Regions from separate parts of the Mus musculus genome. Here regions 1, 2 and 3 are each linked to region 4. The links are chromatin loops, found by intact Hi-C in ENCODE. Cell type or tissue: heart. All regions are shown on one strand. Each heading gives the region's core, and the rest is flanking DNA. Links, peaks and the distances in the headings are about the cores only. Region 1 has its middle 20 kb from the start of Gm46721. Region 2 holds the start of Gm23272 (a small nucleolar RNA gene). Region 3 has its middle 80 kb from the start of Gm31427. Region 4 holds the start of LOC115490444 (a long non-coding RNA gene).

Region 1 (7,911 bases), core at 1,361-6,360, 1.7 Mb before region 4:
AGTTTGTTGAGAGTTTTTTCTCAAAAAACAAGACATGTGCTGTGTGTGGAAATGTAGGTCATTTGTAAAGTGCTTGAGTAGTGTACACAAAGCCAGAGTTGGATTCCTCATAAGCCAGGTGTGAATGGCAGTTCTCTGAACTTGGGTTCTCCTGACAAATCACCCAGTGGGGCTGTGGTTGTGATTAAGTCATGAATGTGCTGTGTGCAGGGCCTAGCACCTCACAGCCCATCTACCCGCCATCTTGCCTTCCATACCTGTGTCTACAGCCACTCAAAATCAAGTGACACAAGAACTCTAAGCTACCTTTTATTCTAGAGATACTGAGTGCTCACCATTAAATGTGTCTGAATAGAATAATGGCTTCTGAATGATGGCGGGCAGGGCCTCAAGGCAGTGGGGTGATTGGTTTAGTTAATCCTTAATACTCTTCTATGATTTCATGGCAAATCATGACAACATGCCATCTCAGGGGCTGGTGAGGTGGCTCCGTGGGTAAAGCTTGATCACCTATATTTGATTTCTGGGCTCCACATGGTGGAAGGAGAGAATCTATTTCTGTAAGCTGTACTCTGACCCCCATATGTCATAGGGGTGTGTCCTTCCCAAAAAAGCAAGTTTAAAGAAAAGAGACTGTGTCATTTTACTTTTAAATGATTTAACTAGAGGTGAATTTCCACGTACTTATTTAAATTATTGTTCATTTACTTTTGCTGCCTCTAATAGTGTAAGGAGCTAAAGATGTGAAGCCCAGTGACCCCAGCTTAGCCACACAAAGCTGGCAGCGAGGAAGCGGTGTGCGTTTGTTTAAGAACTGTGGTTAAAGCTGATGACCCAGCAGGATGGAAACACAGCTTTGATCTCTCTTCTGGCTTGGCCACTGCCCAGATTCTGATCAATAATTCATTCAAAGAGAATCCAAGTTTCGAGAAAAATCACTTAAGTTTATTGGACCAATTTCTCCATCACTGGATACTTAAGTTCGTCTTAGTGTTGACATTAGCAGCTGTGCTGGGTAAACACTCAGACTCAGTATCTTAATCTGGTAAGATTGTATCTTTTGCTCACAAGAAGTGCAAAGAGTTCAGGCACCTCACTGCAGATGCTCTGCCTCTCACTACAGATGCTCCGCCTTGCTGGAGATGTTCCCCCTCGCTGGTGGAGGGAGGCAGGCTCCTTTGCATATGCACAGTGGCCTCTAGGTTTCTCTGTCTGACCCTCCACACTTCACTATCACCAATGCATAGAGGTTGGTTTAGGGGTGGGGGTAAATTTGAACTTGAACCCACTCTTGTCACTTCTGCTTGTATTCAGTGACCCAAAATTCTGTCCTGCAATCAAATCTGATACCATAAAGGTCAGGAAATGTCAGAGGAAACATTTTTCTGAATGCTAGTAGTTTATATCATAGATTAGTTCCAGCTTATTGCTATGATAAAGAACTCTGAGATGAAGACTACCTTATTTGTATTTTTGATCACATTATTTTCCTCAGAACCTACTACTTATAGTGAACTTGGAGTTAAAGACTGAATTTTATGATACTGCCTTTGCTGGAGGGCAGAATCAAGTCCTTCTGTCACTGCTAATATAACTTTAATCACCTTCTCCACAGCCTTTTAAAATTTGAAAAATATTTCATACATATGAGTATTTTGTTTGTATACAGATCTGTGTGCCTCACATGTGCCTGGTGCCTGTGGAGGCCAGAAAAGGCTATCATATCCTCTGGACCTGCACTTACAGGTGGTTGTGAGCTGCATGATATGTGTGCTGGGCACAGAACTTGAGTCCTTTGAAGAAGAGCAATTTCTCTTAACTATTGGGCCATCTCTCTAACCCATTTCTCCCTATCCTTGTCAACAAACACCTGGTTAGTTAAATGTAGACATTTGTTTCTCCAACCATAACATCAGTATCTATTCCACACAGTTGGTATTAGTCAAACTCCATGCTTGTGAACATGATCCATAAGTGACAATGTGATATATGTATGTGTGCAGGCATGTATGTATGTATGTGGGTGTGCATGTGTGCATGTATGTGGGTGTGCATGTATTTGTGTGTGTGGGTGTACATGTATGTATGTATGTGGGTGTGCATGTGTGCATGTATGTGGGTGTGCATGCATTTGTATATGTGGGTGTACATGTATGTATATATGTGTGTATGTGTGTATGTGTGTATGTATGTATGTATGTATGTATGTATGTATGTATGTATGTATGTATGTTCGTGGTGTGCATGTGCCACAATGCACATGTAGGGGTCAGTGCACAACTTGTGGAGCCAGTTCTCTTCTCTCACCTTTATGGCATGCTCTAGTTAGCTGAACTGTCAGCTTAATGCACCTATGGGCACCTGAGAAGATATGCCCAGGTCACTTTGGCCTGTGCAGATGTCTGTGAGGGAATTATCTTGATTGCTAACTGATGTAGAGGGTCCAGTCCACTGTGGGCAGTGCCATTCCCTAGGCAGGTGGTCCTGGACTGTATAAGATGCTGGCTAAGCATGAACCTGGGAGTGAGCCAGCAAGCAGCGTTCCTTCATGGTTTCTACTTCAAGTTCCAGCCCTGACCTGACTCATGATGAACTGTGACCTGTGGGTAAGTAAGGCCGTCTCTCCCCTAAGTTGCTTTTGTTTGTAGGGTTGTCACAACAGACAGGAAACTACAACACACAGGTTCTAGGGATGGGGCTTGGGTTGTCAAGCTTGCATGCCATTGAGCTATCTGGCCAGCCCTGGTTGTTATTTTGAGAAGGAAGTTTGGAAAAACCTTGAGTACCTGATAGTCATTTTTAAGTATTTTAAAAACTCTATTTTATCTACTCATTCCCATGCATGCTCACAGATAGATATTAAGTCCAGCCCTGAATGAAAGTGGAGAAGGAATCTGTTCTCCAGGGACTCTCTTCTTGTTTTTCCCAGCAATGAGCCCTAGTTATAAATCCACCAGTGAGAGACGTCCAATGTTGTCAACTTGGAGCTGTCAATCAGAAGACAGAGTAGGTGTGGCAGGAGGCAAATCCTGTCCTTGTTCTTTCCTAGTATGCTCAGTTAGGGCCAGTAGCAGTGGAGAGCTAGCAGCTCACCAGTTTTCTGTAAACAATGTTACCCTTATCAAGATTGTCTATGGCTAATATATAAATAGTTACTGAGGAAGAGGAAGAGAGAATCACTAAGTAGGCATGGGTTTTCATCAGTGGGAGGGCCCACCTTCCACTGATTAGTTAGTTATGCATTGAAAAGGGGGTGACTCTGTACAGCAGAAATGACATTAAATTGCAAATACATGTCTGTGTATGTATACATGTATGCACATGTGCATGTGAGAGAGAATGTGTGTGTGTGTGTGTGTGTGTGTATGTGAATGAGACGAGATGCAGAGGTTGGATGACCAAAGTTACAAGGTAATAAGATCTTACTGGTCCCTCTTGGACCAGTCTATTGAACTGGGTGGTTTTTGTTGTTGTTGTTGCTTTTGCTTTTGTTTTTGACACAAGATAATTAAAGAAGTGGACCACCACACCTGGCTGAAGCGGGTGGGACTTAAGAGGCCATTTAAAGATAAATATTCAATATGCAATAGCCAGGCAGGCACAGGTACAGATGTGCAAGCACTAAAATGAGCAAAATGACCAAAGTTTGTGATTGTAACGACAGAGCCAGCTTCTTTCCCAGCCCCCAGCATGAATGTAGCCACCTTCTTCCCCAACTGTCAACATGAATGTCAACATGTGGTGCCCGTGTATGGACCCACAAAAGCCAGGGCTCAGACTTTGGATATTTAGTTCAAGATTTGAATTACTGTGTTAACTCTCACCTGCTCCAGGCAGAACAATGCTCCGTTTTACTCGATTTGTGTCCTAACCTCTGAGACCTGTGCCTGTTCCTGAGTTATTTCTCATAGAAAAGGAAAGCTGCACATATAAATAGGACCTTGATCTGGATATATATATATATATATATATATATATATATATATATATATATATATATATGTGTGTGTGTATGTGTGTGTCTATAACACTGGTACTAGGGATCCAACACCTTTTGGTGTCCACGGGCACTGCACACATATGCTGTGATGCTGAGTGTGCATATACACGCAGGCAACTAAGCACACATTAAAAAGGAGGCTCTGTTCTAGGATGGTCTTCCTGGTGTTGACCATGTAGTTGTTTTATTCTTGAACATTAGATGGTGCTAAGCATCCATGTTTCTGACGTTGTCAGCCAGCTCATCTAATTTATAATAATTAGGACCGCATTATAGTCATTGAAATAGTTGAGCTAGTTGTTTGGGGAAGTGTAAATCCCATGGTTAGAGATTCAGAAAACCTGCCTAAGAGCAGCAATGATTGACAGCCCATTCGAGGCCCAAACAGTCTCTACCAATGCAAGACTCAGAGATTAAACTCTCTTTCTGTCCGATGTGCAGAGTTGTCTGTATCCCTTCAAGGTGTGGAAATGTGAAGCATAGCACCCCCCAGAATCCCTGACAACCCGGAGCCACAGAGCTCAAGAAAGTGCCTGGGAGATAGGAGCTACAGGGAAAGTCAGAAAAGTCAGCTAGCGGTACGGGCATTTGTTTTCTTAAACATGGTGCGTTCAACGTTTAAGAAAAGGCAGCAGAAGCGACCTCCCTGTCTTCTCTTGAAAATGATTTACTCTGGTCAGTGAAGTGCTGAACAGCAGCAAAGGAAGGAGCATCAACCTGGTGGACAGGGTGCTAGCTCCTTCTTGCTGTTCTGAGACAGGGTCTTGCTATGTAGCCAGGGCTGGTCTGTAACCAGGCTACCCTTGAACTCCCAGAGAGCCACCTGCCTTTGCCTTCAGGGTGCTGGGATTAAAGGCGTCCATTACCATGGATACCTTGATGATGTTTCAGTAGTTTGTGTCTAGGGTTTTTGTGTTTGCTGCTTGTGTATTGCATATTTCTAAGCATATGTGCCTACTCAATCAAGTTTAGTGATCTATTGATCACTCATGTAATACAGCATGTTTTCACTCTGGAACCCAGAATGACAGAGAGAAAGGAGGGAGATGTGTGCATCGAAGTCGTGCCTGCCTCTGCTCACTTCCTTTTCAGAAAGAACATTTCATGTATTCAATTTCTTTTGAAAACAATTGTGTGTGTGCATCAGTGAGTGAGTGTGTGTGTGTGTACATGCAAGCATGCTGTGTGCATGGTAGTGCAGTGCCTTTGGGGGCCAGAAGAGGGCGTTGGATCCCATGGAGCTGGAATCACAGGCAGGTGTGAGCTACCACGTAGGCGCTGGATAACAGCGCATGCTTTCAACCATAGAGTATCTCTCTAGACTCAGTGTGTTCTGTGTCCTGGAGGATGAACGTGCTCTAGCTGAACACAGAAGCACAAAACACAAGGCCACTCAGAGCAAACGTAGACTCTAAGGGCTGAATGTCAAGTGCTCAGTTCTGAGACCATAGACCAGAAACATTCCTGCCTTCTTGTGGGATTTCCTTCTAGGTAAAGAACTTGTCTCCTGTAAGCACAACCCAAGGCTTTATTTGAAAGTTGTCTTTGCCACTAAAGGACCAAGCTTTAGGGAGACCTTTTCCTGTATGGGGAAGAAGAGACCAAGGTCAGATGGTGTATTCTGCAGGGATCACCCCACGTCACTTGATCCTAAGCATAGTTTTTTTTTTCTTCTCCCTAACTTTTTTCTTTTGAGGCAGGGTCTCACTCTGTAGCCCAGGCTAGCCTAGAGCCATATAGAAACCCTCCCTCTCAGCCTTTCCTGTGCTTGGCTTTACAGGTATGAATCAGAATGCAAAGCCTAGCACAGTGAATTGTTCTCTATTTCCTTGAATTAGTGTAATTAAACAGTAAAAGAAAGACAAGAAAGTGCCAGAAAGGAAGACAAGTTAGGAAGGGACACTCCTGTGGAGAAAGATATCCTTTGCAAAGATAAGCTGCTCTCTCATGTCTACACAAGGAAGAGCAAGCCTGGAAGCAAGGTCTGGTAACAGAATTTAAGCTTTGCCACTGTTGTAGCAAGTGAGAGAACTTTGTTACAAGTCCAAGATCACCATCAACATCTCCCAAACTAGATATCAGTAATGCATAGAAATTACACGCACCCACGCACGGAGCACGGACATCTGTGAAGGGACTGAGAGACAGGAAGATGGACATGCACTTGTAGAGGGTAGAGGTGGATGTTGGGCGTCTTCCTCTATTGCTCTCCACCTCGTTTGTTGAGGCAGGGTCTCTTTCTGAACGTGGAGCCCAATAGTACGGCAACTGATACACTGTGAGGCAGGGGAAGAAGTGAAGTGGGGCTGGAGAGCCTTGGGTGCAGAGCTACAAAGGAGTAAGACCCTGGTTATGAAAGGCAGGAAGAAAACCAGCTGGGTTTGAAACCCATGCCCACAACCACAAGAGGGACCCACGTGCTCACTCACTGGTACCACTTTCTAAGAACAGCCTTAGAAAACTCTAAAGATGCTGATTAGTGAGGATATAAATAAAATAGAGATACAGGTGTTGGCCATTATTGTAGAGAAAGAAACGGGGTGCTTCCACCAGGCCACAGGGGAGGGAAGGATAGATTTATGGGAGTGCCCACCAGCCCTTTTCACCTGCCCTTCCAGCTGGTTGCGGTGCTGTTTTATTCTTACAGATTTTTTTTTTACAGTGTCTCTGTTCAGCCAGAAGGTGCTGCTAAAGTACAGTGAGCCACAGAGGACAAACTAATGCAGAAGTAACGGGCGCCAAGAGGGATAAAGATGTCAACTGTGCCCATATGAGAATCCAAGCACAAAGATATCCATTATGAGTGGAGAAGAGGGCTTCACTGTAGCGCGTACCCTCTATAAATATTCCAGCCAAATGTAAACATAGAGTACTGCCTTGTGATGTTTGCGGCTGCGTAAACAGCAGCCTGGCTTTTCTTCTCATTAACGCCCCTTTCTCGAGACAGGGGCTTCTATACCGTGAATCTGGGGCAACGTAGTATGATCCGTAGCTCCCCCCCCCCCAACAGGGTGTAGCGTACATGGAATAAAAACGAGAACTTAAAATCAGCAGACTTTTATTTTTATTTTTAACAAACACAGCTTTGCTTTACTGTATAAAATCCCATATGTTACAGGAAGAGCCCTGCGCGCGCAGGCAGCGAGGACTAACAAAGGAGTGGAGCGGAGCGCAGGCCGCGGTTTCAGAAACTTGGGATTTCTTCTGATGGTGGCAAACACCACTCAAACAAATACTTCTTCTAAAGATGTCACACCATCACTCAAAATGTTAAACCGTTTATAAAAAGAGTGTCTTTAAACTGAGCCGAGGCGTAATTGTATTCAGAACGACTCATTTTACTTTCAAAACTTAGACCAGGGTAACTTTTTCTCTTTTTTTTTTGAAGTGAAGCTTTCTCTACTGCAGGAAGCAAACTGCACCAAACATTTTTCAATATGGGATTACAGTTCACCCCAAGTTAACTCAATATGCCAACCAAGAATAGACTAGGGGACTCAGGGGCCCAGGCTTTTCAGCCTCCTTTGATACCCTGCATTTTAAAAAGCAAATGACTAAAAGTAGGTATGTGGAAATTATGTGTGCCCATTTATTGTCAGATTTTTCCTAGGTGTGTCAATACATGCAGATTTCCTCAGCTTGTGGAACGCAGAGGCAGGAGGACCAGAAGTTCAAGGCCAGCCTGGAATAGATGAGATTCTGTCTTAAAAACAAACGAAAGGAAAAAAAAATAAAGAGAGGAGATGAGAGAGAGGGAGGGGGAGGAGAAGGGAGAGGGGGAGGGGGGAAGGGGGAGGAAGGGAGAGAGGGGGAGAGGGAGAGAGAGACAGAGACAGAAAGAGACAAAGAGAGAGACAGAGACAGAGAAAATGAATTGGTTTGGCCCGGTGTGTCTAGCAAGCTGTATCCCA
Region 2 (7,911 bases), core at 1,913-6,912, 250 kb before region 4:
AATTTCTCTTATGAATATTGATGCAAAAATCCTCAATAAAATTCTCGCTAACCGAATCCAAGAACACATTAAAGCAATCATCCATCGTGACCAAGTAGGTTTTATTCCAGGGATGCAGGGATGGTTTAATATACGAAAATCCATCAATGTAATCCATTATATAAACAAACTCAAAGACAAAAACCACATGATCATCTCGTTAGATGCAGAAAAAGCATTTGACAAGATCCAACACCCATTCATGATAAAAGTTCTGGAAAGATCAGGAATTCAAGGCTCATACCTAAACATGATAAAAGCAATCTACAGCAAACCAGTAGCCAACATCAAAGTAAATGGAGAGAAGCTGGAAGCAATCCCACTAAAATCAGGGACTAGACAAGGCTGCCCACTTTCTCCCTACCTTTTCAACATAGTACTTGAAGTATTAGCCAGAGCAATTCGACAACAAAAGGAGATCAAGGGGATACAAATTAGAAAGGAGGAAGTCAAAATATCACTTTTTGCAGATGATATGATAGTATATATAAGTGACCCTAAAAATTCCACCAGAGAACTCCTAAACCTGATAAACAGCTTCGGTGAAGTAGCTGGATATAAAATTAACTCAAACAAGTCAATGGCCTTTCTCTACACAAAGAATAAACAGGCTGAGAAAGAAATTAGGGAAACAACACCCTTCTCAATAGTCACAAATAATATAAAATATCTCGGCGTGACTCTAACTAAGGAAGTGAAAGATCTGTATGATAAAAACTTCAAGTCTCTGAAGAAAGAAATTAAAGAAGATCTCAGAAGATGGAAAGATCTCCCATGCTCATGGATTGGCAGGATCAACATTGTAAAAATGGCTATCTTGCCAAAAGCAATCTACAGATTTAATGCAATCCCCATCAAAATTCCAACTCAATTCTTCAACGAATTAGAAGGAGCAATTTGCAAATTCATCTGGAATAACAAAAAACCTAGGATAGCAAAAACTCTTCTCAAGGATAAAAGAACCTCTGGTGGAATCACCATGCCTGACCTAAAGCTTTACTACAGAGCAATTGTGGTAAAAACTGCATGGTACTGGTATAGAGACAGACAAGTAGACCAATGGAATAGAATTGAAGACCCAGAAATGAACCCACACACCTATGGTCACTTGATCTTCGACAAGGGAGCTAAAACCATCCAGTGGAAGAAAGACAGCATTTTCAACAATTGGTGCTGGCACAACTGGTTGTTATCATGTAGAAGAATGCGAATCGATCCATACTTATCTCCTTGTACTAAGGTCAAATCTAAATGGATCAAAGAACTTCACATAAAACCAGAGACACTCAAACTTATAGAGGAGAAAGTGGGGAAAAGCCTTGAAGATATGGGCACAGGGGAAAAATTCCTGAACAGAACAGCAATGGCTTGTGCTGTAAGATCGAGAATTGACTAATGGGACCTAATGAAACTCCAAAGTTTCTGCAAGGCAAAAGACACCGTCAGTAAGACAAAAAGACCACCAACAGATTGGGAAAGGATCTTTACCTATCCTAAATCAGATAGGGGACTAATATGCAACATATATAAAGAACTCAAGAAGGTGGACTTCAGAAAAGCAAATAACCCCATTAAAAAATGGGGCTCAGAACTGAACAAAGAATTCTCACCTGAGGAATACCGAATGGCAGAGAAGCACCTGAAAAAATGTTCAACATCCTTAATCATCAGGGAAATGCAAATCAAAACAACCCTGATATTCCACCTCACACCAGTCAGAATGGCTAAGATCAAAAATTCAGGTGACAGCAGATGCTGGCGAGGATGTGGAGAAAGAGGAACACTCCTCCATTGTTGGTGGGATTGCAGGCTTGTACAACCACTCTGGAAATCCGTCTGGCGGTTCCTCAGAAAATTGGACATAGTACTACCGGAGGATCCAGCAATACCTCTCCTGGGCATATATCCAGAAGATGCCCCAACTGGTAAGAAGGACACATGCTCCACTATGTTCATAGCAGCCTTATTTATAATAGCCAGAAGCTGGAAAGAACCCAGATGCCCCTCAACAGAGGAATGGATACAGAAAATGTGGTACATCTACACAATGGAGTACTACTCAGCTATTAAAAAGAATGAATTTATGAAATTCCTAGCCAAATGGATGGACCTGGAGGGCATCATCCTGAGTGAGGTTACACATTCACAAAGGAACTCACACAATATGTACTCACTGATAAGTGGATATTAGCCCAAAACCTAGGATACCCAAGATATAAGATACAATTTCCTAAACACATGAAACTCAAGAAAAATGAAGACTGAAGTGTGGACACTATGCCCCTCCTTAGAAGTGGGAACAAAACACCCTTGGAAGGAGTTACAGAGACAAAGTTTGGAGCTGAGATGAAAGGATGGACCATGTAGAGACTGCCATATCCAGGGATCCACCCCATAATCAGCATCCAAACGCTGACACCATTGCATACACTAGCAAGATTTTGCTGAAAGGACCCAGATGTAGCTGTCTCTTGTGAGACTATGCTGGGGCCTAGCAAACACAGAAGTGGATGCTCACAGTCAGCTAATGGATGGATCACAGGGCTCCCAATGGAGGAGCTAGAGAAAGTACCCAAGGAGCTAAAGGGATCTGCAACCCTATAGGTGGATCAACATTATGAACTAACCAGTACCCCGGAGCTCTTGACTCTAGCTGCATATGTATCAAAAGATGGCCTAGTCGGCCATCACTGGAAAGAGAGGCCCATTGGACACGCAAACTTTATATGCCCCAGAACAGGGGAACGCCAGGGCCAAAAAGGGGGAGTGGGCGGGTAGGGGAGTGGGGGTGGGTGGGTATGGGGGACTTTTGGTATAGCATTGGAAATGTAAATGAGCTAAATACCTAATTTAAAAAAATTAAAAAAAAAACATTACAATCACTGTCTTGACCCAGGAAGGATTTTTTTTAATCCTAATTCAATTTGAAATCCTTTCTGAGGCTACAAATGACTTCCTCACTATAAGCTCTCATATGAACCCCAGCAACCCCAGTGAAGGATGCGGTGTGTGTAAAGGTCTATTCAGTGTTGAAACTTGAGTTTAAGTTTAAATCATCCAAAAATGCCACGGATCTTCCATACTACCCACTTAAATGAGCAGTGTTGAAGTGTCCAGTTGAGCTACTAAATAACTTTATAACATGCTGCTTCCAGCATAGTCTTGAAAATACAACGTTGTATAATGTGGAGATTTCTTCTAGTCCCTTCTCCTTACCACAAGTTATGAGAGAATTTTTATAAATCTAAGGATAAATCTTAAGAAGACACTGAGTGGTATGGAAATGGTTCCGTGAGACAAGCATCTGCCATGCAAGTGTAAGGACCTGAATTCAGATCCCAGAACCCACATAAAGCCAGACGCGATCATTCACACCTGGAATTCCTGAGCTTCTGAGGAGAGATGGAAGATGGGCTCAGACAAATCCCTGTAGCTGAAGGGCTAGCTAGCCTGGTGTGTATGTGACACAGCAAGTGACGTTGTCTCAATAAGACAGCACACCAGATTGTCCTCTGTCCATCGAATATGTGTGCTCACACTTATATGAGCACAGGCACGTAGACACAGAGAGGAACAGACAGACGGATGAAGAAGAGAGAGAAAAAGAGAAGGAAGGTAGGATGGAGGGAGGATGTGGGAGGGAGGGAAATAGAAGGATGGAAGGAGAAGACAGAAATTCGGAAAATTGTATGTCAGACTCTATTTTGATAATGGACACTGAATTGCAGATAGTCTAGGAACTATAAACATTGGGGTATATTAATCTTACAGTTGCAACATCTGTAGAGCAAATCCTCCAATCAACTGATAAGCAGGTCTTTCCTGTAATCATTCGCTCATCTAGAACTGTGTCCCCCAAAGGCTAAATTCTCATTCCCAGGACCTATGAATGGATGTGTTGTTATCTGCTAAGATTTTTGCTAATTTAGTCAAAGTAAAATGCAGTCCTTAGTCCCAGAGGCATTGCAGGTGTGGCTGCTGTGTCACATGTGCGTCAGTAGGTGGCAGAGAGGAGAGGGCCGTGTCTGTGTTCAGTGTTCTGACCTGTGAGCATCTGAAAGTTAGCAGCCTATTATTCCCTGAAAAAAGTGAGCCTGAGATGCCCATCAGTCTGCTTCGAGGCAGGCCTGGGGGAACAGACCTTGCCCAACTGCACAATGCAAGAACGGGGCACCGCGCACCTGAGACCACTCCTGAGATGCCCATCAGACCAATGCCAGGAGCCCAGACAGGGAGCTAGCCTGAGATGGCCACCCGTCTGGCACCTTGCAGGCCTGAGAGGAGGCTACACTATTCCCAAGATAACATCTGCCTGGCGCATTAATGCACCATCGGGGCGTAGCACTCCTGAGATGACCCCAGACTCTCAGAGACCCCCGTGCCACTAAGAGGAGTGGCTAAGTGGTGGAGAAATGGAAGAAAAGGAGAAACAGAAGGATTCAGGCACAATGAAGAGAGGCAAAGCTGGAGAAGGGAAGGGAAGGGAAGGGAAGGGAAGGGAAGGGAAGGGAAGGGAAGGGAAGGGAAGGGAAGGGAAGGGAAGGGAAGGGAAGGGAAGGGAAGGAAAGGAAAGAGAAGGGAAAGGGAAGGGAAGGGAAGGGAAGGGAAGGGAAGGCTACAGTGTCAGTAGCCGGCGGTGGCACCTGGAACCATGGTCCTGACCTGTGCTGCCACCAGAGGCCACATCTGAGTCCATGACCCTGCAGCAGCAGGGATCTCTTACCACCAAAGTCCAGGCGGGCTTCCCTGGTCTGAGATGCTGCTCCATCTCCAGCAGCAGAGTGGCTCTGGTTGTGTGGTTTGCTGGTGAACGCAGGAACGCCAGCTCAGATACCTCTCAGGCCCAGATCTAGGGCTTGGAGTTGGCTCCATCTCAACATCTACCCCGTAGATGAACTGATGGAATGGACAAAGGGGATCTCCATGACACAGAGCAGGATATCTAAGAGGAGTTCTGTGAGGCTCCAGTATTGATAGAGTAGCAAAAGCCAGGGGCTTCGAACCAGAACAAGGAATCATTGCAATGAACATCTGCAAGCAAAGGAGTGTGGAGAAAAGGGTATGATGAGGGACACACCGTGACACACTACAGCTTGCACAATAGGAAACTTTTCCTCTGTTGAGGGGAGGTTGCAAGGGTGAAGGGCAGGTGCGAGGGGAGGCAGGGGGGGGATTGGGGTGCACAGTGTGAAATTCACAAAGAACCAATAAAAGGTTTAAAAAAGAGGTCCTTAGGATTAATCTCACCCAATAGAGCAGGCACCCATACAGAGGAAGGCAGGCATGAGGGAAGCAATGGTGGCTGAGATGGCTGAGTGCAGAAGCAGGAAGCCATGGAGGGGCCAGGACTGCTGACCCAGAGGCCAGGGCTGAGCTGGCTCTGCTGATACCTTGAGTGGACTTCAGGACTCCAAGGCTGAAGAACTGTACATCGCTGTTGTCCAGCCAGACTGTATGAAGCCCTTGATTTACAGCCCCTCCACACCCCAAATGATGAGTCCTCCCAAGAGAAGAGGGAAGGAATTGTGAAGGGGAGTTTGTTCCTCCTTGGGAACCCGCGTCCGTGAATAAACTTTTATAGATTTAATATTATCGACAACTGGATCAACTCCCATTCACTCTTCCTGGAGAGCCACCGTGCTCAGAAAGTCCACATGTGCTGTCCAAGTTTGTCCTTGCTGTAGTCATCTGAAATATGCACCGTTTCTTCTTGCCTTGTAGACGAAAGGAGAGAAGGCTGTTAAAGCTTAATGAGTACCTTGTCCCAGGTCACAAAGCTGGTAGCAGAGAACTCTGAGGTAAACCAAGTCTCTTTGGTGTTCATGCCCAAGCTTGTGAACAGAATACTTAGTGATTTCACTTCACACTTTGTCCGGTGATGTTTAACCTCTTCCAACGTTCTTTCTGTTCATGCTTCAGACTGAGGGGTGAAGAGGACACCGGAAATAGTGTTGGGGAGTACTTTTCTCTGACCGTGGGACTCCTTGAAGAAGTAGTAACAAAGATTCACTCTCCTATTCTTATTTATATATTCTCTCTCACTCTCTCTCTCCCCCTTTCCTCTCTCTCTCTCTCTCTCTCTCTCTCTCTCTCTCTCTCTCTCTCTGTCTTTCCCCTCCCCTCCCTTTCTCTCCCCCTCTCTCTGTCTCCATTGCTGTCTCTCCCTCTCCTTCCCTCTCTTCAACTCTTCCTCCCTCCCCTCTCTCCTTCTCTATCTCTGACTCTCTCTCTCTCTGTGTCTCTGTTCTCTCCTTCCCTCCCTCTTCCTCTCTGTCTCTCTCTCTCTCTCTCTCTCTCTCTCTCTGTGTGTGTGTGTGTGTGTGTGTGTGTGTGTGTGTGTGTGTGTGTGACATATCCCATATAACTCCTTCCTTTTCTCACCTCTGCCCTGCCTATCTGCCCATCTGGTATCATTCTGACTTTTCGTGAGATCTTTCCTCAGTGCCATGATCTAGTTGAAAACTACACTATAGCCACCCATCTGCATTACTCCTTTGAGGCACACATCATAATCAAAAGTTAACAATGGTTGTAGTCATAGCATAAACTCACTAATGAGTCTAAGGACTTGTGCAGATAACTCACGGAGAGTCTAGGCAGCTGCCCCCAGACACCGTCTGTTGCTCTGAGACAAAGATCATATGTAGACCAGGCTATAGTGGCTGAAGGACAGAGGGGTTAGTGTGGCGTGTAGCCATGCTGGAGTGTGCTGGCCATGCTGCTCTTTGCTATCCTGACGTTTGTTTGTTTGACTGACTGACTGACTGACTGACTGACTGTCTGTCTGTCTGACTGATTTTGCTCACAGGAGGGAGCACATGTTAGTGGCCTGTTTGGAAAGCTTTCCTATGTACCCCATTTACCATATGTCTGCACTACCAACCAGCACTTCTACGCCTAGGCACACACCTTACAGAAATGTGTACTTACTCTCATTATGATGCATGGTCAAAAATGTTCAGGGTGACACAGTTCACAACAGCCAAACACTGGAAGCAGAGAATGTGCTCTATGCCAAAGAGATCACTAAGCAGTGTCAGGCCAGGTTAGTACTTGCTTGTGAGACTGTTCAGTTATAACCATGAAGTGACTCTACTGAAGGGTCCCAGCTGACTCCAGATTCGACAGGGTTTCTGCTTCCATCTGAAAGTAAGCCTTCAAGGTTTTGCTTGGACTTTGTCTGTGGTTCTAGAAGATGGGCTGTGGCCCCCTCTCATCCACTGAAGCCCCTCTGCTGGGGCCCCTACAGGCTGACAGGCCGGCAATGAGAGATTACCAACACACACTCATCTGTGCTGTATATCACCCATGCTCGACCCCTCCTGGGTTCCTCAGAGAAATAAATCTCCTTTAATTCCCCGGATGATATTTGCTCTGTAAAATGAATTAGTACATTTCCTGAGACGAGGGAAGCATGAGATATGCCTTTCAATAATTAAGATTGGTCTTTTCCAGTTAAGGAGGGTGAAGTGTGAAAAATGAAATCCAATCGAAGTAATTTCTTTTCAGGGACGAAGTGCTAAATATGAAAACTCCGAGTGTTCCCAGGAAATCCTAGAAAAATTTGACTGCCACAAACATGGATGATGGGACTCAAACTCCTCTAAGGATTAGGTCTCCGTGTATAAAAACAAATGCTGAGCCTGGAACCCCGGCAAATGAGGAGGACAAGCTCGCAGCGCACTCCATCTCTAACTAATGATAGGCGTGACTTTATGCATCTCCCCGGACAAGAGGACTGGGATTATTGATGTGCTAATCCATAAAATCACAGCCTTTTGTTTTGAATATTCATCTAACATCTGGCACAGCTTTCCTTCCCAGAGATCAGTGTGCCGTCCTTCCCAGAAACCCCGGCTGGTAGCTTACCAG
Region 3 (7,911 bases), core at 1,667-6,666, 150 kb before region 4:
TCAAGTTGAAGAAACTAAATATTTTCCTGCGACTGAAATATGGAGAAGGCAGGGTCCTTTCAGTCCTGAAATCACGGAGTCAACAAGGCCGAGGCCTGAGACTCCCTGTCTTTGTTATCAGTCTCATCATCAAATCACAGCGGTGCTGTCCGCAGGGATGTAGCACCTCTGCCCTGACCTGAGTGTGCAGAGCCCTCAGTTGTATGCAGAACGTCTTTTCTTTTCAGGATTGCACTACGTGGCCCATACTAGTCTCAAACTAACGATCCTCTTGCCTCAAACGCTAATTACAGATATGTGGCACGATACGGGTTCCTGTGTGAACAATCACCAATGTATTAAAGAATTGGGGCCACCGAGGAGGAGCTTAAGTCATAGACAGAATTCACACTCCATAAAGGGTGTGAAAGGACCAGTTGCCCACAGCAATGAGCACACAGTTCATTCTCTCTGGAGTACACGGCAACAGGTGCTGTGTGAAGATGTGTCCCACTAAGAAGCAAAAGCTAATAGTATTTATTTAAATTTAGGAGATAAAAGAGACGAGCCCACTCACTCACATCAACACTTGTTTGGAACTCTGCTGTGCTGGTTGACTGACCTCTGGAAAGATGGCTGGGTGGACCCCAGAAGGAAAGAAGGCCAGAGACAGAGGTCTGATCTGGGTCTCAGATGTCAATTACATCCTAAGGACATGGCCATCCTACACAGAGTGAGGCCATCAGCTAGAAATGACTCGTAACTTACAGATTCATTCCAATTCTAATTTTTTTTCCCCACAGAATAAACTAACGATCCAATTTTAGCTATGATTTCTAAGACAGTTTCCTTCTGTGACACCACATTCAAAGATCCGTAAAGCAGCCCTTTTTTGGATTTCTTTCACATTCCTGCAGCAGATCCCACAGTGTTCAAAGGAGCGACAGCCAGAATTGGCACAGGGCTTTCCGGTGTTTTCCTTGTATCTGAGGAGAAACAGGTTGCAAAGGACTAATCAAATGCTGTCTTCAGGAGAGCGGGGACAAGACGCAGGAAGGAAGGCACTTCCTGCCAGTCTTCGGTCCCCCTTGCTGGTCTTCCCCGCACCTGCAGTGACCTCCAAACCCTAGAGGCAGGAGTCGACATGGGGAGAATCCAATTAATATTTGCAAGAAGACAAAGTAAAATCTTCATAAAATACAAGGGCGACCTGGATCCACGCTCTTCAGTGAGTAGGAAAATCATTAGGATAATTGACTAATACGTGACAAGCTACAGCTGGTCTGCCTCCCGCTGGAGCCTGGGTTTGCCTCGTGCAGAGAAGACCCCAAGAGCCGGTTCAAATGTGTCCCTCGTCCCTCTTGTGACAGCTTTCACTAAATAGCTGGGGTAGCGAGGCTCCGAGTGGCGCTTTTCATACTCCCCTTAAGTCATTCTGTACTTTCTGTATTTGCGAAATTGAGCTATTTGCAAAAGGACTAGATTTTAACTTTTTATTAAAGTCACAAAGCACTGCATCCTGGGAAAGCTTGTGATGTCCCTGGAATGAGCCTAGTGACAAAGGGGTGCAAGCTACTCTTTTTTTTTTCCTGCTCAGACACAATATGAGTCCCGGTAAATAGGCTGGGAATGCTGAGTGATCTCAGGGTATCCCTGTAAACTCTGGCAGAAACCAAGAGGAGGTGGAGGTCCAGTTGAGATGATAGAGTTATGGTTTTATAAGGCCTACGGTTGATCCCATACACTAAGAGAATGGAGGAGGGAGCTGGAAAGAATGGTATTGGGAAACCAGGAGTCACTGTGACTTCAGCCAAAGTGCTGAAGACTGCCATGCCCCATCAAGACAGTATGTTTAGAGAATGTAATGCATTTATAGAGAAAGATTTCAAAAGATTTGCTCCCAGTGGTAAAAGTCTAAGACACGGGACGTAAGCCTAATGGTTTTCAGTGTCCTACGCCTTCACATGTAGCACAGAAGGGATGAGTTCCAAGTGTCCTGGAGCAGCGAAAAACGTTTTTAAACTTCTTACGTATCACAAATCAGTTAGGAGGGACGTGTGATGGGGGTGGGGAAGGGCTATGATCAAACCCAGCATTGTGTGCAAAGAGTAGAATCAACAAAACGAAAAGAAAAAAAAAGCAAATAAATAATTCGCATGAAGTCGAACAGTGACGAATTAAAGCAGCCTGGACGTAGTGGAAACAGAAAGCACAGCGTAAACACCCAGCGGCTCCCAGGTGGCTGCTGTGACCGTGCGGCTGTCTCGCTTGTGACTTCTCTATAATCCCCAGTAATACATACCCAAACTGGACAACAGTTGATGGACACCCACTGCACTGGTTAACCGCACTGAGCACCAAGGATTACACGCTCCGTGTCTCCTACTTGATAGGAATCAGAGTCCAAGGTGGAAACTCTGGGCATTACCTCCCCTCAAATGCCTGAGTGCAGGCAACGGAGGTAACAGTCTTCAAACTGGAGGGTGTCAGTGGAAGATGTCAGCAATGCCTCTCCTGGATATGTGCCTCAGAGGCTCCACACCAGTCTACCACAGACATGTCTACAGCCCCTCTGCCCATCAACAGAGGGTGCAATAAAGAAAATGTGATGTGGCTGAGATGAGGCTCCCAACACACATACAGTAGAGGACTTCCAGGTCTGTGCTCATTCAGAGATGATGCACCAAACCCTCAAGAGACTGGAGGCCCAAGGGAGTTTAGAGGTCAGGTAGGTGGGTTGTGGGGACATCCACGTGGAGACAGGTGGGTAGGGAGGAGGTATGGGCTGTGGAACAGTCAGAAGGTGGATGGGGGGGGAATAAAATATTGAGTGTAAAAAAGTAAATTAATAAAAAAGACAAAGCTCACTTGGGAAAAACAAACAAACAAAAAATAAAAAGAAGAAAGAAAGAAAATGTGGTGTACATACAATACAATCTCTTTATCCATGAAGGTGAAGGGAATTATGTTGTCAAGCTAGAAACTGCATGTGACCGGAGATCACCCTGTTAAATACAATAAACCAGACTCAGAATAACAAAGTGTCATGTTTCTTTGAAGGGGGAGCCTATGGTCAAAGCACATGAGACACTCGAAAGAAGCTATCGACAGGAGATCCAGCACTAGGCACAGCGAGTATAGACCAGTAAAAACGTAGGTAAGAAAATGAACTGAGGCACAAGTAGTCACTCAGCGATTAAAACGGTTACGAGTCCCCCTTGTCCTTCAGGGCAGTAGATAGAACTGGCGCTGAAGTCGTTAGAGCAGGTCAGCTGGCCCTGCCCCTCACTGGCTGCAGTGCTCAGGAGAGCGGGCCCTGCACCTCGACTGGGCAACACACTGGAGCTGGCCCTGGTGGCAAAGGTATGGGTTAGCCATCCCCAAGGGCGTGAGAGCAAGAGAATTGATCCAGCCCCTCACTCGCTGCAACATTTGGGAGAGTGGACATCATAACGTGACTGAGCTTCACAGTGAAGCTGGCTCTGGAGGCGTGGATGCAGGTGAGCTGGTCCTGAGGCACTAGAGCTAAGAGTTGACCCGGTCTCCTGTCCAGGCATTAGATGGCCTGATGAGTAGTGCTACAGAGCTCCCCCTGGTGGTTTGGATAAGGCAGAGCAGGCAGGCCGACTAGCCCAGCAACCATCCAGGCCAGGATCCAGGGCTCTGAATTTGCTCACCCCAAAATCTGTACCGTTTGTGAACAGTTGAGATGTGTGAAAGGGGCCAGTCCTGCGGCCTCAAAGCTGCAGGATCTCCATGACACAGAGCAACAACAGGATAACCAGGAGGAGTCCCGATGACGATCCAATGTTGATGGTATCACGGAAGTGAGACCAATAACTTATTGCCATGAATATTTGCAAGTGAAGGTGTGTGGACAGAGGGATATACTGTGGGACACACTGTGGCATTCTACAGCTTACATGATGAGATGTTTTCTATACTCTGTATTGTTGTTGTTGTTGTTGTTGGTGGTGGTGGTGGTGGTGGTGGTGGTGTGTGTGTGTGTTTTATTTGGAGATGGGCGGGTGGTGCAAGGCTGAAGGGCAGATATGAGAGGATGGGGAGATGATCAGGACCGGAGTGTATGATTTGAAACCCCCAAAGGATCAATGAGAATTTTAAAAAAAACAGATAAGAATATTAAAATGGAAAAATAGTGTGAAAAACTTGTCTAGTGATTCATAGATACCTGGAAAAGAGGTAGGGGGATCGGGAAAGAATAAATCAGAAATGACAAAAGAAAACTGGTCCCACGACTTCAGAGACATGAGGCAAAGGACTGCCTGACTTGCCTCAGTGGTGGTTTTATCTGGTGTCTGCCCCAGAGCCTGAGCATACTTGACAGAGAAAGGCAGGGCTTCTTGGGGGCTCTGCAGAAATAAGGGAGTCACCGCCAGTGCCTGCGGAGAGCCACAAACTGGGCTCTGTTTATCAGCTGACCTGAAAAGGTGGCCATCACTGCCAGCATCGATTTGTCTGATAGCTTGAAAAACATGCTGTCTCTTAATTTTGCTTATGTGTCTTGGAAGCTTTGTGGCTTCTTCGTTTATTAAATCTTCATTCTCTTTCTTCCCAGAAGCTGCTCTTTAAAAACACATAAACAGTTCAGTGTGAAAATTAGCTGGGCTTGATTCATCATTCATTCTGGAAGAGCGGCTTTTAAAAAGACAGAGGGAATTAAGCTGAGAGTCAGGCTGGAGATGCGGGCCTCCCTCGGCTTTGAATTAGATGTGTTTAATGGGAACATGGCCACTAGGGCTGTGAGGAGTGGGGGGGGGGGGGAATCTATTGGCCCTGCTAATACTAAACATTCCAGCTGCGAATGGAATTCGTTTTGGCATACACAAAGTGAATAAGCCTGGACAGGCTTTGAAGGCCTTTTACAAAGACCTGGCCTCCTCCTACCTTCATCAGTCCACCAGGAGTTGCCTCTGTTGAAATCCTGTTCTCCCTCAAAGAACAGCTCAGATCCCAAAGCCCTGAATTGTAACAACCAGCAGAAAGTAATTTTAAAATTTTCATCAGAGTCCCCATTGAGGTGCAGACTCTACACACTGCCAATCGGGGCTGTCTACCTGCCAGGCAGGTGATGCTCCTGAAAGCCCCGTGTGAGGGGCCATTAGTCCCAAGCTCTGAATAAGGACTCCTGGAATTAAAATACAGGAGAAAGAACGGAAGCTCACACTGCGAACCCTCTGCATTGTTTTAAGTGACTTTAGGAGACCTGGTGAGGCAGGAATCCGTGCCTACTTCTGTGAGAGTAACAGAAGTGGGCTGGAGACAAGCAGGTGGGTGTCGAAAGCAGCCCGGAAGACTCTGCTGCTGGAGCCGGGGACATAGTTGAGTTGACAAAGTGCTTGCCATGCAAGAATGGGAGTTTGAGTTCAGAGCACTGACACCCATGTAAAATGATTGGGGGGAGGGGAGACATGGTAATTATATGTCGGGGAATCGAGATAGGAAGATGTCCAAGATTCAATTGACAGCCAGCCTAAGGCAGCCAGGGGTCTCCAGGTTCAGTGGGAGACACTACCTCAAAAAAAAAAAAAAATAAGGAAAGAGTGATTGAGGAAGACACATGATGTCAACCTTAGCCTTCATATCAGCACACACACACACATACACACGCACACGCACACACACGCAAACACGCATACACTGCACACATAAGAATACACACAGATAGTTTGACAAACTTTGATTAAAGTCATTTTCAACTGTTATGCACAAGACAGTTTCTGACCAACCTGTCTTTCTTAAGAAGTTTAGGATGACTTTAAAAGACAAAATCAGTATCTAAAAGAAAAAGAAAAGTCTCCACAACAGGTAACACTTTCATGAGTTTAGCTGAGAAAAATTTCCCCCACCACATGATGGCTCTGTGTCATACAACCTGGACTCTGTGTCTGACAGTGACTCCCCAAGGCATATGCAGAAGAGCTTGGATATGCAATAAGGTCACCCTGCAAGGGTAGAAGACTGATCCCAGCTTCTCCAAGGAGCCCCAAGTCATTAATAAAAACAAGTATGACTTATCAGAGTCCACCTGGGTCTATATCCTTTCTTCAACATCTCTTGATGTTTTATTAGCTTCAAAAATTGGTTTCTTCCTTAAGTGAGAATTCTTGATCTTATTGGCTTACTTCATCAACTTCCATTTTTAATAATGTATATAAAGGTATGTATGTTCATGTGAGTACAGGTGGCCTTAGAAGCCAGAAGAGGGCATTGGGTCTCCTGAATCTAGAGTTACTGGCAGTTATGAGCTGCCCCACACAGATGCTGGGAACCAAACTCTGGCCAGCCATGGGTCAGCTAGCTTAGAGCAGCCATCTAAGAGCAGAGGCATGCTGGAACTTACTATGTTCCAGCTGGGCGGTGTAGTAAGAAAAATTTAAGCTTATCCCCAACTACCTTACAAATAAATGAGACTCAGACTATGGTTATTTTATTTGGCTTTGACAATTACTGAGGGGTAACCCATAATCTACTCTTCTAACTGCAGGCCTGGCTACCTCCCCAGTGGTGCACCCCAGATACTTGCTGTTTCTCCTGGATGTGTGCTCATGGTTCATCTTCCCTCATGGTGGCTTCCTCCTCCTCCCCCTCCTCCCCCTCCTTCCCCTCCTCCTCCTCTTCCTTCTCCTCCTCCTCCCCCCCTCTCCCTCCTCTTCCTCCTCTTCCTCCTCCTCTTCCTTCTCCTCCCCCCTCCCTCCTCTTCCTCCTCTTCCTCCTCCTCATCCTTTTCATCCTCCTCATCCTCTTCATCCTCCTCCTTCTTCCTCTTTCCTCGACATCTCTTTTCCTCCAACCTAGTCAGTCCTAACCAACCTACCTCTAATCCCTCCAGTAATTGGCTGTAGCCAACTTTATTTAACCAGTAGTTTTAAACCAAGGAACAAGGCTTGCACAACAAAAGCTTGCAAACATGAGCAGTCACTCTTAGGCCTAGACCTTCAGGTACAGAATTTAGCCTTACAATACATAGCAATAGACCAAACCTCACAGGGGTTCTCTTAACTCTGCCTCAACTAGATGGAAGATGAGCAACAACTTCCAAAAGATGTCTTCTCACCTCCACATGTGCACCATGAGTCACAAACATGCACATGCGTACACACACACACATATACATGCATAACACAAGCATATACAACAAATATTTTAAAAACCAGGAGATTTGAAAGAAAATGCCTATCACAGGACCCTGCTCTTTTACCTATATTACATTTAAACTGATTTGTCGATATATAATTGCATATTATCTCACCTGTTTGTATCTTTACCTCTGTTATCTAATTTGACAATTTTTAACTCTCCCCAAAAAGAGGATTCCCCTATCTCTTAGCATCCAGTCCTTACTCTCCCTCCGTGTGCAACCTGCACGCTCGAAGTCTCTAGACAGCTGTGGCATACGTGGGCGGCTTTCCCAGCCCTGGAGCACTAACTTGGGGTTTCAAGCCTGGCTGTTTTCACTCAGTTAGGATTCTCCGTGTTCATTTCTTACTCTGGTGTGTGTGTATACTTCACTCCTTGTTGAGGTTTGGTCATTTGCTGTATAATGCTAGACATTAGCCCCCAAGGCCTGGCAGCCCCAAGAGATAAGAGAATCTGCCCGTTCACAAGTGATGCTATGTAAACTGCGCTCCAAGTTATCCCTGATTGGAGAATTAAGATGTCTACAGCCTATAGCTGGGCAGATGAGAGACAGGTAGAGTTGGGTCCCTGGGCTGGGGATCTGAGGACAGACCATAAGGATGAGAAGGAAGAAAGCAGAGAGAGGAGAGACACCAAGGGGTATGTGAGTTATGAAAACAAGGCCATGAGGGCTGGCCGATTGGAGGTAAGAGAAGCTCAGATAGAATATAGCAAGTTGTAATTCAGGGTTATTGATGGGGAAGTAGATTCTAATAGCTGCCCAGCTCTAGT
Region 4 (7,911 bases), core at 1,106-6,105:
GCATGCGCCCTATCAGGGTGCTCCAGATTCCCTTAATTACTTTATGAATTATGAAACTGTCCCTGCAAATTCTTCAAACTGGCGAAGGAGCAGCTTCATCATCCTCTGGGATCTACTAGCTTATGACGTAACCACTAACTGACAGTCATAGCCAAGGGCTGTACAGATCCTGCAGTCTTACCAGCCTCTAGTAAAGGTTGTGTCTTTACTAGATTACTATGTGAAGTGATTAATTCCCCTATTTATGTCAATAGTTACAGCTGGGAGATGCATTCAGTTACCGGTATTCATTGAAACCTGAAAAACTGGAAGAACACCTTGCCTCAAACCAGTGAGTAACAAGGTCATAAGTTATGCCCTGGGCTCCCAGATGCTGGGCTGGGCTTCTTCAGAGACGTCCTTCTCCTTCACCACCAGTGAAGGCCTGGGTGAGTCCCAGGGGCAGTTGGCCACATCTAGGCTTCAGTTCCAAGTCAGAGATATTAAAAGCTCTTGCAGAGGTAGTAGCTGAGTTGTGGGGCTAAGTGGGCAAGAGGACGGAAGAAAGTGTCACCGGAGTAGGGGCATCAAGAGTGACTCTCATGGAGAGGACGGTTAGGCCATGTACTGAAATCAGTGGGAAGGGGACATGCAAACAGCTGGGAGGTGGCTCGATAACCAAAACACTTGATGCACAGCCTGAGGGCCCAAGTTCAAATCCTCAGTGCCCACGTGGAGTCCAATGTAGTGGTGCTTCTCGGTAATGGGAGGTGAGGACAGAGACTATCCAGCTAGCCTGATGCGTGCTGCAGTGAACAAGAGAGAGTTTACCTCAAGTTAGGTGAATGGCAATGACTAATCGTCAACGCTTCTGTCCTCTGACGGCCTGTGCGTTGGAACACATGTACCTGTGCTCACACATCATACACGTACGCACACAGAACGAAGGCGCGGGTCAATCAAGGAGGAGACAGAGGAGGGCATGCGCGAGAAAGGCCAGGAATTTGGCGCGCTAGCAATCCAGGCTGAGAGGGGAAGGGAGGGCCAGGAAGCAGAAAGGGCTAAAAGGCTCAGAAGTCTAGGTGTTATTGTTGATAAAAGGAGCCCGTTGCTTTTGCACTGTGCAGTGAAAGCTGATTTTTGCCGGGTTTTTAGGAATACTAGCCATGTGGAAGTGTGAGTAACAGACAGGAGATCAGGGCAGAAGTGCCTGCTTGGAGGACAGAAGAAGAGGGACAGTTTACAGGGAGACCCTAATCTGAGTCAACAACAGAGCACAGGGGGACACAAAACCAACATGATAAACAGCAAATGGTCCCCCAAGTCCTTCATATTAGCTGTTGGCTGAAGCTGAAAGCTTCCACAGCCTCAAGCCTCAGGTGGGGCTGCCCTGCAAGGGTCCAGTGGCTTCAGCAGCCTTAGCAGGAAGCAGAGGGAAAAAAAAAGTGGGGACCGGAAACAGGGCCAGCCCCAGTGACGCACTTCCTCCTACAGGACCAGGCCCAAAAGTGTGCGGCTAGAAAGGAAGCATTCAACAAAGAGCCTATGGGGACGATGCGTATCCAAACCTTAGCACCAATCACTTTGTAATTTATTTACCGTCACCATAACAGAAGCGCCATGAGGGTATGGCTTTGTTTTTGTTTTCTGAGACAGCACCTTGTGGCGTAGCCAGGCTGGCCTGGACTGCTTGGGCTTCCCGGAACATCCCCTAGTGTGGCCAAGCATCCATCGATGTGTGCACCACCTCCCAGGACACGGCCTCACAGAACGCATGGAGCAAACGTAGGAGATCAGAGAGGGGGCCGCCTGAGGGGACAGCTAATATGTCTAACTTAGTTCAGATTTACAAGGCAAAAGGGTTCTGAAGCGTTGGCCGGATTCTAGAGAGACTGGCATGAGATTGGGGTTTAAGGATCAGGGGGCAGCACTGGAAACAAGGAAAAGTAAGATGCGTTGGAATGTCTGACTTTTTTTGTTTTTCTGACGTTCTGATCTGCAGTGGCCGTCGGCTTCACACGGAGTCTGATGAACTCGCTGTAAACAGGTATCGGAATGGTGGGGGGGTTTTTGTTTTGTTTTGTTTTTCCTGGACTGTTCAGAAACCCAGCAATAGGAACAAAGAAAGCAAGTGCTTAGTTTCGTCTTAAACTTTATTTAGAAAATTACCAAATGTTTCACTACCCGTTTTAAGAGTTGACAGCAATCAGGAAAAAAAAAAATCTAGACTATGGAAAACTACAGAAAAATAACTTAGTTCTCTCAAAAAATAAACTGCAAACAGAAAGACAGACAGACGAGGGAGGGAGGGGAGAAGGGAGGGACAGGGGCTGAACAAGCTCTACTAAGACAAAGTCCCAGTTTGAAGAAAGGCAGCTTTAGCCTTCTGAAGTGTGTGGCCCCTGGCAGACTGGTCACACTCCAGTAGGTGACCACACACCCAAGAGTATGTAGGCAGTAGCAATTGTACTCAACAGATTAAAAGAAAAAAATAAGGATGCAAAACTGGGGCGGTGCATCCAGGAGGAACTGGGGAGGCAGGTGAACCAAGTATAAAGTACGAAATTCTCAAAGCATTATTAAAAATATTTTAAAATAATGCTTAAAAATAATTTTAAAAGGTAGGTGTGATCATAGCACATATCTGTAACCCCAGTCAGTCCTCAGGAGGCTGAATCAGGGGAGTCATTATGAGTTTGAGGCCAGCTGGGCTATGTAGTGAAGCCTTATTTCAATAATAATAATAATAATAATAATAATAATAATGAAAATTGATCAATCGCAATACATACGCTTTATTTAGATGCTAATTTCAAAGATCAAATTATAATTTTTTTTTTACTTATGAGCCACTGGAACTTTGAATGTTGAGTTTGTAATATTAAGGAATTGGTAATGTTTTAGAAATAATGCTGGCATTGTTGTTATGCTGGAGCATCTCGTTTTCATGAATAAGAGATGGGTGTAGAGATGACTTGAACATGGTACGGAGGAGTGTGAGGGCAGGGACACAGAGGTGCCAGGAGCTGGGGACTCTGGAGCTGAGTGACGGGCTTGGAAAGATTCCTTTTGCTAATAAAAATCTCTGCACTTTCACACAGGTCTCAATTGTACTGGATTTAAAATTTTAATGAATTCCTATTTAGTGAATAGTGTAAAAATCATGATAGTTTTAATGGACAGCTTAGGAGAAATTTAAAAGGAGAAAACATTTTGAAAGGCGCAATTTAAAAAAAAAAAAAAAAAAAAGACAAAAACCGAGTCAGAAAGATCTTAAATAACAACAGAGGCTGCATCCACGCAATGAAAGCAAGATTCTAAGACAGACTTGTGACATTATATCACCACCTTGTGGTCTGTTTGGGTATTGCCCCTGAGTACTCACAGGAAAATTTTACCTGTAGCTGGCTGGATACACGCATATCCTAGACACCCTGAGCTCAGAGCAGGGCTGAGCTTCAGTCTGGAGGGGGCGGGGGGAGGAGGAATGGGTATGGGGAGTCTAATCTGTGGCATAAACTCCTTTGACTCTCCCAATCAAAGTTCATCTCTGCATCATGAGTGTCAGTATTTACTGCTCTTTATGATCCCAAGTTCCTACTTTGTTAGCTCCTAACTTGGTCGGCATTTCAGGATTCCGTGACCAAACCCTTGCTTGCTTTGTATAAATTTGGATGGCACTTTGGTTTTATCATACCCGCTTGTCACCCGCTTGCCTGATTGGCCTTCGGCTCTGTTACCGAATTATTTCCTCTGTACGGAAATTCCAGGAGAAAAATAAACCGCACCTGTGCAAGGCAGCGCTCAGAGCTTCCGTGGTGGAAAGGTGTGGAATGCTGCAAGGCTGGAGTCGGTGTGAGCCGGACGTGAGCTAGCTTTAGCCCCTTAAAAGGCATTCATTGCCTGCCCACCTCTGTGTTCGACCCAATATCCTTACGATTATCAGGTAAAACCCTTTTAGAACACAAAACAGCCCACTAGCTTCCAGAAACCAAAGGCTAAGAATGTCAGTGGCCCATTACAGAGAGTTCCTGCTTTTCTGTAAATCACTTTCCAAGGTCTGTGGATGCGGCCCAGCAATTAAGCGCTTCCTTAACATGAAAGACTCTGGGACACACACACACACTTACACATACACTCACACAAACTCACACCACACAATACTTACACATGTACTCACACACACAAGCTCACACCACACACACACACTCACACATACACTCACACACACACACATATACACTCACACAAACTCACACCACACACACACAAACTCACCCACACACACTCACACAAACTCACACCACACACACATTTACACACACTCACACACAAACTCACACCACACACATTTACACACACTCATACACATACACAAACTCACACACCAGTGATCAGACTTTCAAGAAGAAAACAAAATGCCATCTCTGACAAAGAAATACCTTTAATGACAATTAACCAGTGTTAACCAGATGTGACCGTGCGCTCCCTTAATCCCAGCAGTGGCAGAGAATGGAGGCAGCAAGAGCAAGAGTTTGAATTCGTCCTCAGCTACATAGCAAGCTTGACGGTGGCCTCAATGTGAGACCTGAGACGATGACTCAAGAAGTTCATCAAATTGTGCACATTAGGAGCAAAACTGAAAATGGCCATGTGCACAGAGGTTTAGATGGGAGGCTGTGTGTCACAGTCGTGGTGACATGGCTTGGACTAAGCACCTAAGATGTCCAGAGTAAGCACCATGAGATGGGGTGATCCAGAGCAGAACTTAAGCAGCTACCCACCAGGGAAGTCAAAGGTGGGAACTCCCAGGGCTCTGTGGCCGAGATCACCTACTTAGGGTGTGCAAAACCTTCGCATCTGAGCACTCTGGAGAAAGAAGGGGAAAGGGGAGGGGAGGAAGGAAGGCAGGGAAGAAATGGAAGAAAAAAGAAGACTGAAAGTTATCTTGTTTGTTATTTATTTATTGGCTTTTTTCGAGACAGGATTTCCCTGTATATAGTCCTGGCTGTCCTGGAACTCACTTTGTAGACCAGGCTGGCCTCGAACTCAGAAATCCGCCTGCCTCTGCCTCCCGCGTGCTGGGATTAAAGGTGTGCGCCACCACACCGGGCTTGAAAGTTATCCTTTTAAAAAGGAAAAAGTAGGGGCTGGAGAGATGGCTCAGTGATGAGGATATAATACCGTCGCAGAGGAACCAAGTTCTGTTCCCAGTATCCCGAGCAGGCAGCTCATGATCAGCGCCTGGAGCGTTCCGAGCCTCTGGCTTCCATGGATGAACACACGTGGCCAGCAGCCACGGAGAACTGGGTACACCTGGGAGGGAGGCTGGGAATGACAAAGGGTGGGCAGGTGAGAGGATAATGAGGCCAAGATAAAGGGTTTTCTGATCAAGGCTCAAAGTTTAATTTTCAGCTCTGCGTTTATATGGGGGAAACCCAAAGACCCATCCTTTGTTTCGACTGGATTATATTGCTTTGTTTCGGCTGGACAAGGTTGTAAAGCAAGCTCAGCGGGCAGTCTGCTCCAACAAGAAACTTCCACCTAGGTCAGAAGACTCCACCCTAGGTGGGCTAGGTAGGGGGAAAGACAGACTGTGGTTAAGGAAGACAAACAGATTAAGGTCTGTTTACCCTGCTCAAGCCTGGGGGAAGGGCACAAACACACTCTCAAAAACGCACACATAATAGTAAACACACATACTCATTCACATACAAATTTAATTTTAAAAAAACTAAAAGAAAAAATGCTAACATGGAATAACTGTGGTCCATTTCTAGTTTTTTAGTTTATTTCTATTCACTATCGCCAATACACAGACACACACTAATACACAGACACACACTAATACACAGATGCTTGTGCAGTGAAAACTTGAAAAGCACATGTATGACATTTACATAGGGCAACAATTTCACCTTCGATTTCTCTATACTCTTAGTTTTCTATAGTGAACAGGTATTGTCTTTAATAAAGGAGAAATATAAATATTAAGAAAGGAGGCTGGGTCCTAGAGGCCATAAAAGAGAATTCAAGAAGCTGACCTAGGTTTTAAAAGCACAGCCTCTTAACAGAAAGGCCTGTGGAGCTCTACAAAGGTTAAACCAGTCGGTCCTAAGTGCCTGAGCGTCGAGTTCTCAGATCGACGTGTATTTGAGGTCAATGTCTGTGACTGGAAATTAGGAGAGGAGAGGCAGGAGGGAAAGGTGCTATCTGTATTTATCCTGGGTGAGACTATTCACGTAACCTGTGTCACCCGGGGCCCCTGACCGCAGTAACCTGGAGAATTCTGAAGGCCATCCATGCAAAAAGCACAGGGAATCCATGTCCCCTCCTGTTGGCACTTCCTGCCGTTTACATAAGCTTAGATCGCAGCAAACATTTCTACTGGTTGGGTACCAGGAACATCCCTAAGCAGAAAGACTCTCAGGGGGCTGGGGTAAGGGCGGGCACGCCAGCAGGGGGCCAGTTCGCCACCTTCCCTGGCCCCTTGCCAGGAAAGCAGAGCCTGGGAGGTCTTCCTGGCAATAAGCCCGTGCGTTTCCGAACACACGCTCTTGACTGGGTTCTCATTTCCTTTCTAGTTTAATTAATAATCTGATACAGGATCTTGGGTACCTCAGGCACTCACGGGGTCATCAAGAATAAAGGCCTTATTTCATTTCTACTTTTAATTATTTATTCAGCGTAGAGGGGGGAGGGGACACATGCCATGATGCGCATGTGTCCGTCAAAGGGCAACTGTGGAGGCCAGTTCTCTCCTTCTACCATGCGGGTTCCAGGGATTGCACCCACATCCTCAGGCTTAGCAGCAAGCACCTTCACCTGCTAGACCATCTTACAGCCCAACCTTGAAGTCCTGGCTCAACAAACTCAAGTTTGTTATTATCCTCCTGGCTCCACATGAGAGGTGCTAGGATTAGAGACATGTGCCACAGTATCCAATATATTCAGTGTTAGGAACTAAATCCACGGCTTGGTACATGCTAGACAGGCATTCTGCCAACTGAGCTACATATATAGTATTAGATAAACCCCAATCTTTAAAATATCATGCTTAGAAAGCCAAGCGTGGTGGTGCACACCTTTAATCCCAGAACTCGCGGGAGGCAGAGGCAGGCAGATTTCTGAGTTCGAGACCAGCCTGGACTACAAAGTGAGTTCCAGGACAGCCAGGGCTACACAGAGAAACCCTGTCTCACAAAACAAACAAACAAAAAATATCATGCTTAGAAAAATGAAAAATAAAAAAGGGGAGAGAATGAAAAGAATAAAAATAATGTTAAGCTAACTAAAAAGGAGAGCAAGGGGGCGGAGAGAGCTCAGTTGTTAAAAAGCACATGTTGCCATTGCAGAGGACCTGGGTGTGATCCCAGCACCTACATGGTGGCTCAGGAACATCTATAACTCCAATTCTAGAGGAGCCAACATCCTCTTCTGGCCTCTAGGGGCACTGCATGCATGTGATATATATGTGATGCATAGGCAGGGCCGGTAGGCAAACACCTATACACATTGTTGTTGTCAGTGTTCTTTTGCTGAGAAGAGAGACTGTGACCAAGGCAACCCTTATAAGAGAAAGCACTTAATTAGGTGCTCGCTCACAGTTTCAGACATTTAGTCCATTATCATCATGGTGGGGAACATGACAGCACACAGGCAGACATGTTGTTGAGAAAGTAGTTGAGGGTTCTACATTCAGATATGTAGGCAGAAGGAAGAAAGAGACACTGATCCTAGCTCGGGCTTTTGAAACCTCAAAGCACACATACCCAGTGACACACATCCTCCAACAAGGCCACACCTACTCCAAGGCCATACCTCCTAATAGAGCCACTCCCTAATGACCAAGCATTCAAATGTGTGAGTAGATGGAGGCCAGTCTTATTCAAAACACCACATTCCTGTCTCCCTTAGGCTTATAGTCATATT

What was found. A loop is a pair of places that touch in the nucleus more often than their neighbours do. Peaks named below come from ENCODE experiments on the same cell type or tissue, not always from the same donor. Only the 100,000 strongest peaks of a DNase experiment are listed, where the experiment ranks them.
Region 1: a loop joins it to region 4, with 7 times the contacts of the local background. A loop is called at or near these places in 9 of 42 quality-filtered maps.
Region 2: a loop joins it to region 4, with 13 times the contacts of the local background. A loop is called at or near these places in 4 of 42 quality-filtered maps.
Region 3: a loop joins it to region 4, with 2.2 times the contacts of the local background. A loop is called at or near these places in 2 of 42 quality-filtered maps.

What each region holds. Positions count from the first base shown.
Region 1 is chr6:144,960,668-144,968,578 of GRCm38, reverse strand. No RefSeq gene overlaps it. Among named protein-coding and RNA genes, the nearest start is that of Gm46721, 20 kb to the right of the region's middle. In heart, for the core only: a CTCF peak has its summit at 4,202; no DNase peak of the experiment used is centred there.
Region 2 is chr6:143,461,474-143,469,384 of GRCm38, reverse strand. It overlaps Gm23272 (a small nucleolar RNA gene), which reads left to right and starts at 3,987; the gene lies at 3,987-4,116. In heart, for the core only: a CTCF peak has its summit at 4,029 (motif pointing right); no DNase peak of the experiment used is centred there; H3K27me3 peaks cover 794 bases.
Region 3 is chr6:143,369,517-143,377,427 of GRCm38, reverse strand. No RefSeq gene overlaps it. Among named protein-coding and RNA genes, the nearest start is that of Gm31427, 80 kb to the left of the region's middle. In heart, for the core only: a CTCF peak has its summit at 3,575 (motif pointing left); a DNase peak (open chromatin) is centred at 3,577.
Region 4 is chr6:143,214,993-143,222,903 of GRCm38, reverse strand. LOC115490444 (a long non-coding RNA gene) reads right to left here and starts at 2,145. Exons shown (of 3, transcript XR_003956546.1): 1 at 811-2,145. In heart, for the core only: a CTCF peak has its summit at 3,333 (motif pointing left); no DNase peak of the experiment used is centred there; H3K27ac peaks cover 355 bases.